2 separate regions of the Homo sapiens genome follow, and region 2 is linked to region 1. Evidence: read pairs that join two places in POLR2A ChIA-PET (ENCODE). Cell type or tissue: IMR-90. All regions are shown on one strand. Links, peaks and the distances in the headings refer to the core of each region. The heading gives the core; the rest is flanking DNA. Region 1 overlaps IQSEC1 (IQ motif and Sec7 domain ArfGEF 1). Region 2 overlaps IQSEC1 (IQ motif and Sec7 domain ArfGEF 1).

Region 1 (4,382 bases), core at 130-4,129:
AGCCCTTGTGCTGGTGTTTGCTGTGAATGAACTGTACCCTCCACATTTGTGTGTTGAAGCCCTGGCCCCCACCTCAGCACGGGACTGTGTTTTGGAAACAGGGTCTTTGTGGACACTGGGGTGTCCTGATCCAGCCTGACTGGTGTCTTTGTAGGCAGAGATGAGGCCACGGACGCGCACAGAGGGAGCAGCATGCGAGGACCCGAGGAGGAGAAGACCACCTGCAGGCCAAGGAGAGGGGCCATGGGGGAACCCACCCTGCCTACGCCCTGATCCCCGACTTCCAGCCTCCAGAATTGTGTGACAATAAATGTCTGTTGTCGAAGGCCCCTGTGTGTGGTGTGTGTCACGGCGAATTTGGAAACTCATACATTGCTGTATATACATTTTCTCTAAATCTTAAAAGCAGTCTACAAAGAGGAATCATCGACTCCCCTTTTTCAGGTGAGGAGACTGAGGCCTACAGGGGGTGCCAGGATGACCCAGGTAGGAAGTAGGTGAGTCAGAGTTCAAGCCCAAGTGGTGGGACCCTGAGACCCAGTGGTCCCCTCCGCCTCACCACCTCCTGTCCCTGCAATGTGCACACATTTCTCTGACATCTCCAAGCACCATGGGGGAGCAGTGCCCCTGGTGGGGCCATGCGGGGCGGGCTGACGAGCTCATCCCGACTCGGAACTCGCAAGCCTTTTCACTGTGTGCAGACGCTGGTTTCCGCTGCAGGTGGCTTCTCAGTGTAGGACGAGCAGGGAAGGGAGCGAGTTATGTCACAGTTTCCAACACAACATCCAGTCACCCTGCCAGGTGCCCTGTCCCTGTCAGATCACTCAACCCTGGGCTAGAAGGACCCTGAAAGACCCTCTGCTCCCACGGGCCGGGGTGGAGGTCCCACTAGATGGGCACAGCAGAGAGATGGGCACACAGACCCCACTCAGCTGCGGTGCCCCCTCCTGGTGCCTCCTTCAGACCTCCTTCAGACCCAGGGCAGTGGGTCCAGCCCTGTTCTGCTCTGCTTCTGTCTCTGCTGCTCCTCACGAGGCCTGCAGGACCCCAGTGCCCAGTGCAGAATGTGACGTCTCCGGCTCCCGTGAAGCCTGGAGTGGGGGCCCCAGCAGGCGGCCTGGAGCAGAGGGCACAACCAGTGGCCCAGGTGGTAGGGAGTGACGGCCCTTTGCTGCCAATTCTGCCCTGAGCCAGGGCTGGGCTGCAGATCTTGGCACCTGCTTTCCAGCCTGCAGATTAGGACATGACTTCTGGCTCTGGCCTCCGGGGTCAGGCAGGGGATGCCCACCCCACTCCCCAGGAGCTGGGCCATGACAGAGGCGTCTTCCTGAGGAAGAGCCTGAATGAAGAGGGGGTCCCAGGGCCCTCTGTGGCTCTGCCCTCATCAGATTGAGAATCAGGGCAGGCTGCCCCTCCCTTCAAGGTCCCAGTTTCCCTATCAGTAACACGGTGGGCTGGACTCAATGCCTGCAAGCCCTCTGAGGAACACCACCCTTCGAGATTCTCCACATCATGAGAGTCTCCCAAGCCCCTCCCCTACAGCCCCCACCCACAGCAGCCTCCTTTGGACCTGGTGTGTGTGCCTTGGTAGGGGGCGAGGGGGAGAACAGGCAGATCTGAAAATCCTCCCATTCTATTGCTAAAGCTTTGAGCAGGGACTCGCAATAAACACTCACCAACCTAATCAACTGTACAAAGGAGCAAATGAGTCCCCATCTCAGACTTCAGGCCCCAGAGCCTCAGGTTGCAGGGGAGCGTTGGCCTCGCCGGGAAGCCCATCCCACACTGTCTGACCCCAGAGCTCACGCCTCTGCTCCAGGCCTGTGCACCTCCCTCCTGTCTGACCCCAGAGCCCACGCCTCTGCTCCAGGCCTGTGCACCTCCCTCCGGCTCGCCTCGTCTTTGCAGCCCGAGGGCACATCACACACGCCCGGGACTGGAAGCACTTCAGTCAGGCGCCAAATCTGTGCTTCCAGGCACAGATCACAGGGAACAACGGCTGGTCCTTAAAGAGATGCAGCCGGGCCTCCGCTCCTAAGAGGAGGATTCAAAACAATCTCATCACCCTAAGTTCACAGAAGCACAGAGACAGACAAGCAGTTTCCCTGCAGGTCCCTGGAGCTGAAGCAGGAAGCCCCTTGGTGGCCCACAGGCTGCTGCTGAGCTGCTGGGAGGCACCGTCAGGGAGGGGAGTGTGGGACCCTCACTGTGCTGCCCCCGACCCAGGATGGAGGAGCAATGTTCACCTCAAGTCTGAAGGAATTCCACCCTTCACCAAGCCCTTTCTAACCTGGCCTGAAACCACTGTGAGCAGGCAGAGCAGGGCATCCTTCCCTGATGGTTGGGGGTGAGTGAGGGCCCAGGCCTGCCTGAGAACTTGAGAGGGGCCTTTGTTCCCAGTTGGCCGCGGTGTGGGGCAGAGGGGGTTGGGGAAAGAGATCAGGCGGCAGCCACTGAACTCAGAATGGGCAGGAGATGGGAGTGCCTGGCGCTGGTAGTTCAGGGTGGCTTTGGGCCCCGGGGCAGGGTATCTTTGGGGATAGGATTGCAATGGTGGTGGCCTGGGGCAGACTTTCTGGGCCTGTGGCAGCCCAGGATTCCGCTCTGGGCACTCCTGGGTTCCTGGCTGCCCTGGGTCAGCAGGTCCAGAACATGCTTGGGAGTGGCCGGGCCTCCCTCTCCAGGAAGGGAAGGCCTGACAGTCACCCACAGTCTTCCCTTCCATCCTGGAGCCAGGGTCCTGGGGGTCATCAGTTTAATCCCTCCCCCGACTCAAACGCCCCCATTCAATCTGTCACCGGGTCCTGTCCAGTCTATTGAATAGCATCAGCTTGTGCAATGTGGCAGCCCTTCCACACTCCAAAAAAAAAAAAAAAAATCAAACCCAACTTCAAACCACCCCAAAAAAAAGAAATGGCTGGGCCATCCTACTGCAACCAGTGTGGCACCACAGGATTCTTCAGCAAACGTGGACAAAAGTGAGCACAGTGTGGAATTTTCCACATAGCTATGAACCCATTTGAGCCAGAGGACATCACCTCTTGATGGCCCCAATCAGCAACTACGCAGTGCAGTATTAGACCCTAAAAAAGTGGCTTTTCTGAGTTTATCTGAACTGATAAATAAAAATACAATTTAAGTGAAAATACCCAGTATTGACAAGTACATGCAGCCATGGGCACTCTAGGACTCTGCTGCTAGGAGTATAAATCAGGACAGGAAGTTATCGAACTTAAATGATGTGGACGCTTGACTATTTTCTGGCTGAACTCGTAAAGATGTTTTGCTCTACAGCAACACTCTGGGCTCTCAGCCCCACCTTCCTGATTAGGACTCAGCTCTACCCAGTTTCTTCCTGGGGCAGGAAGAACTATCCTATGTCAACCTTTCCCTTTCTAGGGCAGAAACACAGATACCTTAGTGACAGAGCTTGGCTATAAAGTGATGGTCACATTTTACCAGCATACATGAGTCTCTAGGTGGGACTTTTGGGTTAGAGAACAGCCAGACTGGCTCCTATATCCCTGCCCCGACCTCTTGAGCTCAGCTGCTGGACATCTCACCACCCACTGTAGCTGCCTTGGGGATGCTTCTCCCAAAAACCCAGCCCATTGAACAGGACTGGTGAACACACCAGTGTGAGTCCTTAACTGCGCCTCTGAATTTATTATCTCTCTCAGACACCTGGGCTACATGCAGACCAAGGAATGGGCCGAGGCACCTCTTCCAAGTCCCTGAATATTCCTGGCAGTTCAGAGTCTCTGGAACATCCTATGAGCGTTAGGTGGCTGCCGCCCAGCCCCTTTCCATAGATTTGTGCAAAGGAAATAAGACCAATGTGTGCAGCAGTACATACGAGGATGTCCACAGCAGTGTTGTTTCTGATTATAAACATCTGGAAATAACCTAAATGAGCATCGACAAGGGGATGACTGAAATTAATTCTGTATCCACACACTGGAAATAACATCAAAATGGGGTAAAGATCTAGTTTGATGGCTGTTCTTATGAAAAAGCCTTGGGGATTTTTTGTGGACTATAAGATGAATGTGAGCTGATGTCATGATGTGGCCGAGAAGCCAGTCACCAACATGAATAAAAAGCCAGGAGCAAAAATAGCCCTGCTGCCCGCCACAGTTCTCAGACACAGCAGAAGACAGTGTCTGGGGGCTGCACAGACAGTCCAGAGCCTGAGGGCAGGGACAGCAGACCTGGGACACCTGCATGCCCTACCCACTCCTCCCTGGCAGACATTGCTAATTGATCACAGACTCCCTCCTAAAGAGCTTGGATGAAGCCTCAGCCTCCTTCCAACACAGCACTCCATACAACTGATCCCAGCTAGCATGTGAGATGGACTCTATTTGCCAAGGCCAAATAAC
Region 2 (4,382 bases), core at 166-4,165, 80 kb after region 1:
GGTCACAGACCTAGGAATTGGTGGAGGTGGGATTTGAACCTTGGCAGTCTGGCTCTAAGAGCCCACGCTGGAGTCAGGGTGTAAGCTGGCTCCTCTCTGTAGGGATGGAGTGGGGTGGGATGAAGGGCTGGAGCCTCTGAGCAGCTGAAGGCCTTGGGGTCTGGGCCCAGGCTGGGTCTGGGGCATTTCCAGACTGAGGCCCCAGCTTGAGCCCCCACCCTGGTCTCCACCAGCTGCTCCCAGGCCCAGCCCAGGCCAGGCAGCTGGGGCTTCCCAGGCAGGGCCCCCAGGGATAATGACTCACGGATCAAGGTCAACACTCACAGATCTACTTTTCCCCACCTACAGCCCCCAGGAAGTCCCCCAGAAGGGCAGGTGCACCCAGCACCTGGCACCCAGCAGGGCCCTGGGCATCATGTATAGTGGGCAGCAGAGCTTCCATTTCACCGGGGGAAACTGAGGCTCAGAGAGGGCCATCACCTGTCTGCAGAAACAGGGAGGGTGGGGCCAGGGCTCCAAAGCCTTGCTCTGTCCCCAGGCCCCACCCCCGGCCTGTGCAGAATGGGAAATCTGTCTCAGATTCCAGCCTGATTCCCACATCAAGGATTAGCAGCTGCAGGCTTCTCCATCCCCTGAGCCAGGAAAGAACTTTTAATCCAAAAACAAGATAGGTTTCTACAAAGGCTGTGGCCTCCCTGGGGGACTCGGAAACCCAAATTCTTCTCCCTGTCATCAGAGGAGGCTTCACAAGCCACCACAGCAGACCTCCACCTGCCACAGGGGCTCCTCCACAGCATGCAGCGGGAGTGGCTGCCCAGCCTCTTCTTGAACACCCCCAATGATGTGAAGCTCACTACCTTTCAAGGCTCCCCATTCCTTGTTTTTTCTTTAAGCTTCCCCATTCCATCATGGAACCCCACTGACCTAAGGAAACTCTCCCTTGGACATTACTTCCCTGTCACTTTTCATACTGGCCTCGGTTCCTTGTGCCACACAGACTAAGGCCTCCATTCAAATGTTTATCTGGCCTGTCCTCCTAGTAGGGGAAGTTTTCACAATGTCTTTTGTGGGTGGAAGTAGCCTCTGCTTACCCGCTTTATCTCTACCCACTGATTCATATATTCACACATCCACACACCTTCCTCTCCAATGAATCATCCATGGATTCATTAATCCATTCACATATCCATCTATCATCTTCCTTCCTATCATCCATTCATTTATCCCCTCATCCACCCATCCATCCATCTGTTCCCTCACCCGCACATACACCCATCCATCACTCCATCCATCCATCCATCCATCCATCCATCCATCCATCCATCCATCCACCCATTTATCCACCCACCCATCCACTCATCCACCCATCTGTCCATCCATCCACCCATCCATCCATCTGTCCATCCATTCACCCATCCACATATCATACGTTGTCTGCATATCATTGTAAATTTGAATTCATTGCAAATGAGCCTTAATTCATCCATCCATCCACCCATCCACCCACCCATCCATCCATCCACCCATCTGTCCATCATCCATCCACCCATCCGTCCATCATCCATCCACCCATCCGTCCATCCATCCACCCATCTATCCATCCATCTACCCCATCTGTCCATCCACCCACCCATCCACCCATCTGTCCATCCATTTGTCCATCCACCCATCCATCCACTCATCGGGGACATGTCACACTCTATCTGTCTTTGCCATCCTCGGGGGCTCATCCTTGAGAACAGGGCACTCCTTACTCATCTTTGACTCCTTTGTCCCTACACAAGCTACTTCCTCTTGCAGAGCCTCAGTTTGTCCCTTTGCAAAACAGGAATAAAAAATCTCTGCCCTCCAGGCTGTGATGAGGAATGAGTGATACCACAACTGTGTGACCCTGGGTATAAGACTTAACCTCTCAACATCACTGTCTGCAGGACAGCATGGCCAGTTCTTGAAGTGAGAGTTCATAATGGTTTCTGAAACAGAGAGTGCACTCAGTAAATACCAGCTGTCACCTAAAAAGCCCCTGGCACTGCCGGGCACGTGTTAGGTGCTCAGTGCTAGTTGCCCTGTAGGACACAAGGAGCCCCAGAAAGAGTGGGGGAAGCGAGGGCAGGTCTGCGTGGAAGCCTTCACCCCCTCAGCCATTCCATCTCCCCAGCCACAAGGCCAAAGCCGGGCTCTGCAGAGAACTGGCTCGCCCTCCAACCTCAGTCCAGTGACTCACACAGCCCGCTGGGGATGAAGTCACTGCCGCCCAGGCAAAGGGAAGGACACATTTGTTCCCTGGGAGATGCTGATGCCATTGTGAACTTGGCCTTTGAGGGCAGGGCACAGCTCAGGGACTGTGTGCACTTGAGGAAGGCAGCAGGCACAGTGGAGGGACAGTGTTGAAGGGGACCCTGCTTGGGGAAATGAGGACTGGAAGGGGTGCCCCCTACTCTGGAAGCTTAGTGAGGGTCAGTGAGCCTCTGTCTGGCCTCTAGGCCTTGCTGAATGTGTGCCCTCTCCTCGCCTGTTGAGATGTGTCTGCCTGTGGTCTTAGGGCCTTGAGACCCTCTAATTTCTGCCTCTGGCTTAAGGGGCAAGCCACTGTTCCACATCTCTCATCCACAAAATGGGCACACTATACTCGACTCCCGCCTGGGGAACTGCAGGTGACAGTATGAGACCTCTCCTTACTCACTGGGGGTCCGTGCAGCCTCTCCTATTCCACCCACTCTCCCATGCTGACCGTCACCCACAGGAGACCAGGGTGGGGTGGGCAAGGCCCTTTGCCATCTTCTCTCTGCATTGAGCTTCCTGACACCCCCAAGTGGCCCCCACTCCATCACAACACCCCTGAGCCCTCCCAGATCTCCAGGCCTGTCCACCCTGGGCCAGGAATTCTGCACATATTGCCCAGTTATTCTCCACATGCCCCAGTCTGCTCTGGGCCCGGGACTGCAGCTCCCAGGCTCCCACTGCCTCCTGGTTCCTGACGGGGTGGCCAGCAGCGGCCCTGGCAGGAGGTCAGGAGGTGGAGGAGAGAATGATAGGTCAGGGTACTCGTTGCCTCAGCTCTGTCCTCGCTTCCTGTGCCCCTCGGCAGCCACAGTCCTGATGGGTGGCTGTTTGCACCCAGGTCTCTCTCTTTCTGGTTCATGAAACTGTTCTCTCCCCCAACCCTCTGGCCCAGGGCTGGTTAGGGTTCCCCCCTTCTGCCAGCCCAGGTGTCCAGTTCCCTTAACCCCATCCCACCCTGCACACAGCCCCATCACGGGCCACACTGCAAGGGAGCTTGTGTAGTGACCCATGTTTCCTACCAGGACCCAATGCTCAAGGCTCAAACTCAGACGACACCTCCTCTAGGAAGCCAATTTTCCATTGGCTTGTTCCTTCACCCAGTCAACATTCATTAATTGGCTTACTCTGTGCCAGATATCACTTGAGGATTTGGTGAACAAAACTGTGGAGCCTGGTGGGGCTGGCCTTCCTTCTGTACCAAGGGAGCAAATGAAAACGATTTCCCACAGTGGGCTGTGCCATGAAGAAGGCGTATAAACTAGATCATTTCTCTGGATGATACACTTCCCTTCTCCAGGAGTCCATCCTTTTTTGCCCTGCATCCTCTCCGTTCCCTGAGCCTGGACTGCAGCCATTTCTTCCCTGCACTTGGATGACCTGTCTCTGCATCCCTCCCTCACTGCTCTGAGAGCTCACATGAGCAGGTGAGGAGATCTATGTAGCTTAGTTCTTTGCACAATCACCCTATGAAGTAGCAGTTATTATCTCCCCAGTTTTTTTTTTTTTTGTTTGTTTTTTTTTTTACCAATTAATAAACTGAGGTTCAGATGCTGAGGTTAGTTACTCAGGATGATATATAAACCCAGCTCTGCCTATCTGACTCTAAAGCTAAAGCTCTGGAGGCTGAAAACAAAATAAATCACTTGTCATTTATATCTGCAGTCTTCCAATGGTGCCCAGAGCCATGCAAGGCGCAGGAAGGCACATACACCGAGTTGGCCGAACTTCAAAACCCTGGATCCCCCTTCTCAAGAAGCATTGGCCTTTTGAGGATGGGTGCTGGAATGCCCGTTTTCCAAATGGAAAAATGAAAGTCCAGGGTGCTGAGAGCGTTGGGTCTTGGAGGACAGTAGTGGGCTCCCAGCCTCCCAGGCAGCTGGCATCCTGAGTTCCACCATCTTGTCTCGGGCCTAGGATGGCCACTAATATCCAGTGCGCAGGCAGGGGCTGGGCACTCACTTCAGGGCAGGAGCTGGGAAAGAAGGCAGAGAAGAGCTTCCGCAAGTCCATCTTATGGAGCACAAAGGGCCAGCGTCCAAGTTGCCAGACTTGGCCTGCAGGGCCTCACTTTACTTGCTGTGCAGAAAAGAGACCGCAAG

The links. Peaks named below come from ENCODE experiments on the same cell type or tissue, not always from the same donor. Only the 100,000 strongest peaks of a DNase experiment are listed, where the experiment ranks them.
Region 2: POLR2A ChIA-PET joins it to region 1 with 6 read pairs; 4 of 35 experiments call an interaction of 5 or more read pairs at or near these places.

Annotation. Positions count from the first base shown.
Region 1 is chr3:12,942,670-12,947,051 of GRCh38, forward strand. The region is part of intron 1 of IQSEC1 (IQ motif and Sec7 domain ArfGEF 1); the gene reads right to left. It overlaps LOC105376956 (a long non-coding RNA gene), which reads left to right. Exons shown (of 5, transcript XR_940601.4): 5 at 155-223. Among named protein-coding and RNA genes, the nearest start is that of LINC02022, 60 kb to the left of the region's middle. RefSeq lists enhancers at 976-1,556, 1,688-2,373, 2,374-3,059. In IMR-90, for the core only: no CTCF peak of the experiment used is centred there; no DNase peak of the experiment used is centred there.
Region 2 is chr3:13,023,089-13,027,470 of GRCh38, forward strand. The region is part of intron 1 of IQSEC1 (IQ motif and Sec7 domain ArfGEF 1); the gene reads right to left. Among named protein-coding and RNA genes, the nearest start is that of IQSEC1, 48 kb to the right of the region's middle. RefSeq lists enhancers at 259-358, 3,725-4,226, 4,227-4,382 and a silencer at 1,981-2,110. In IMR-90, for the core only: no CTCF peak of the experiment used is centred there; a DNase peak (open chromatin) is centred at 2,233.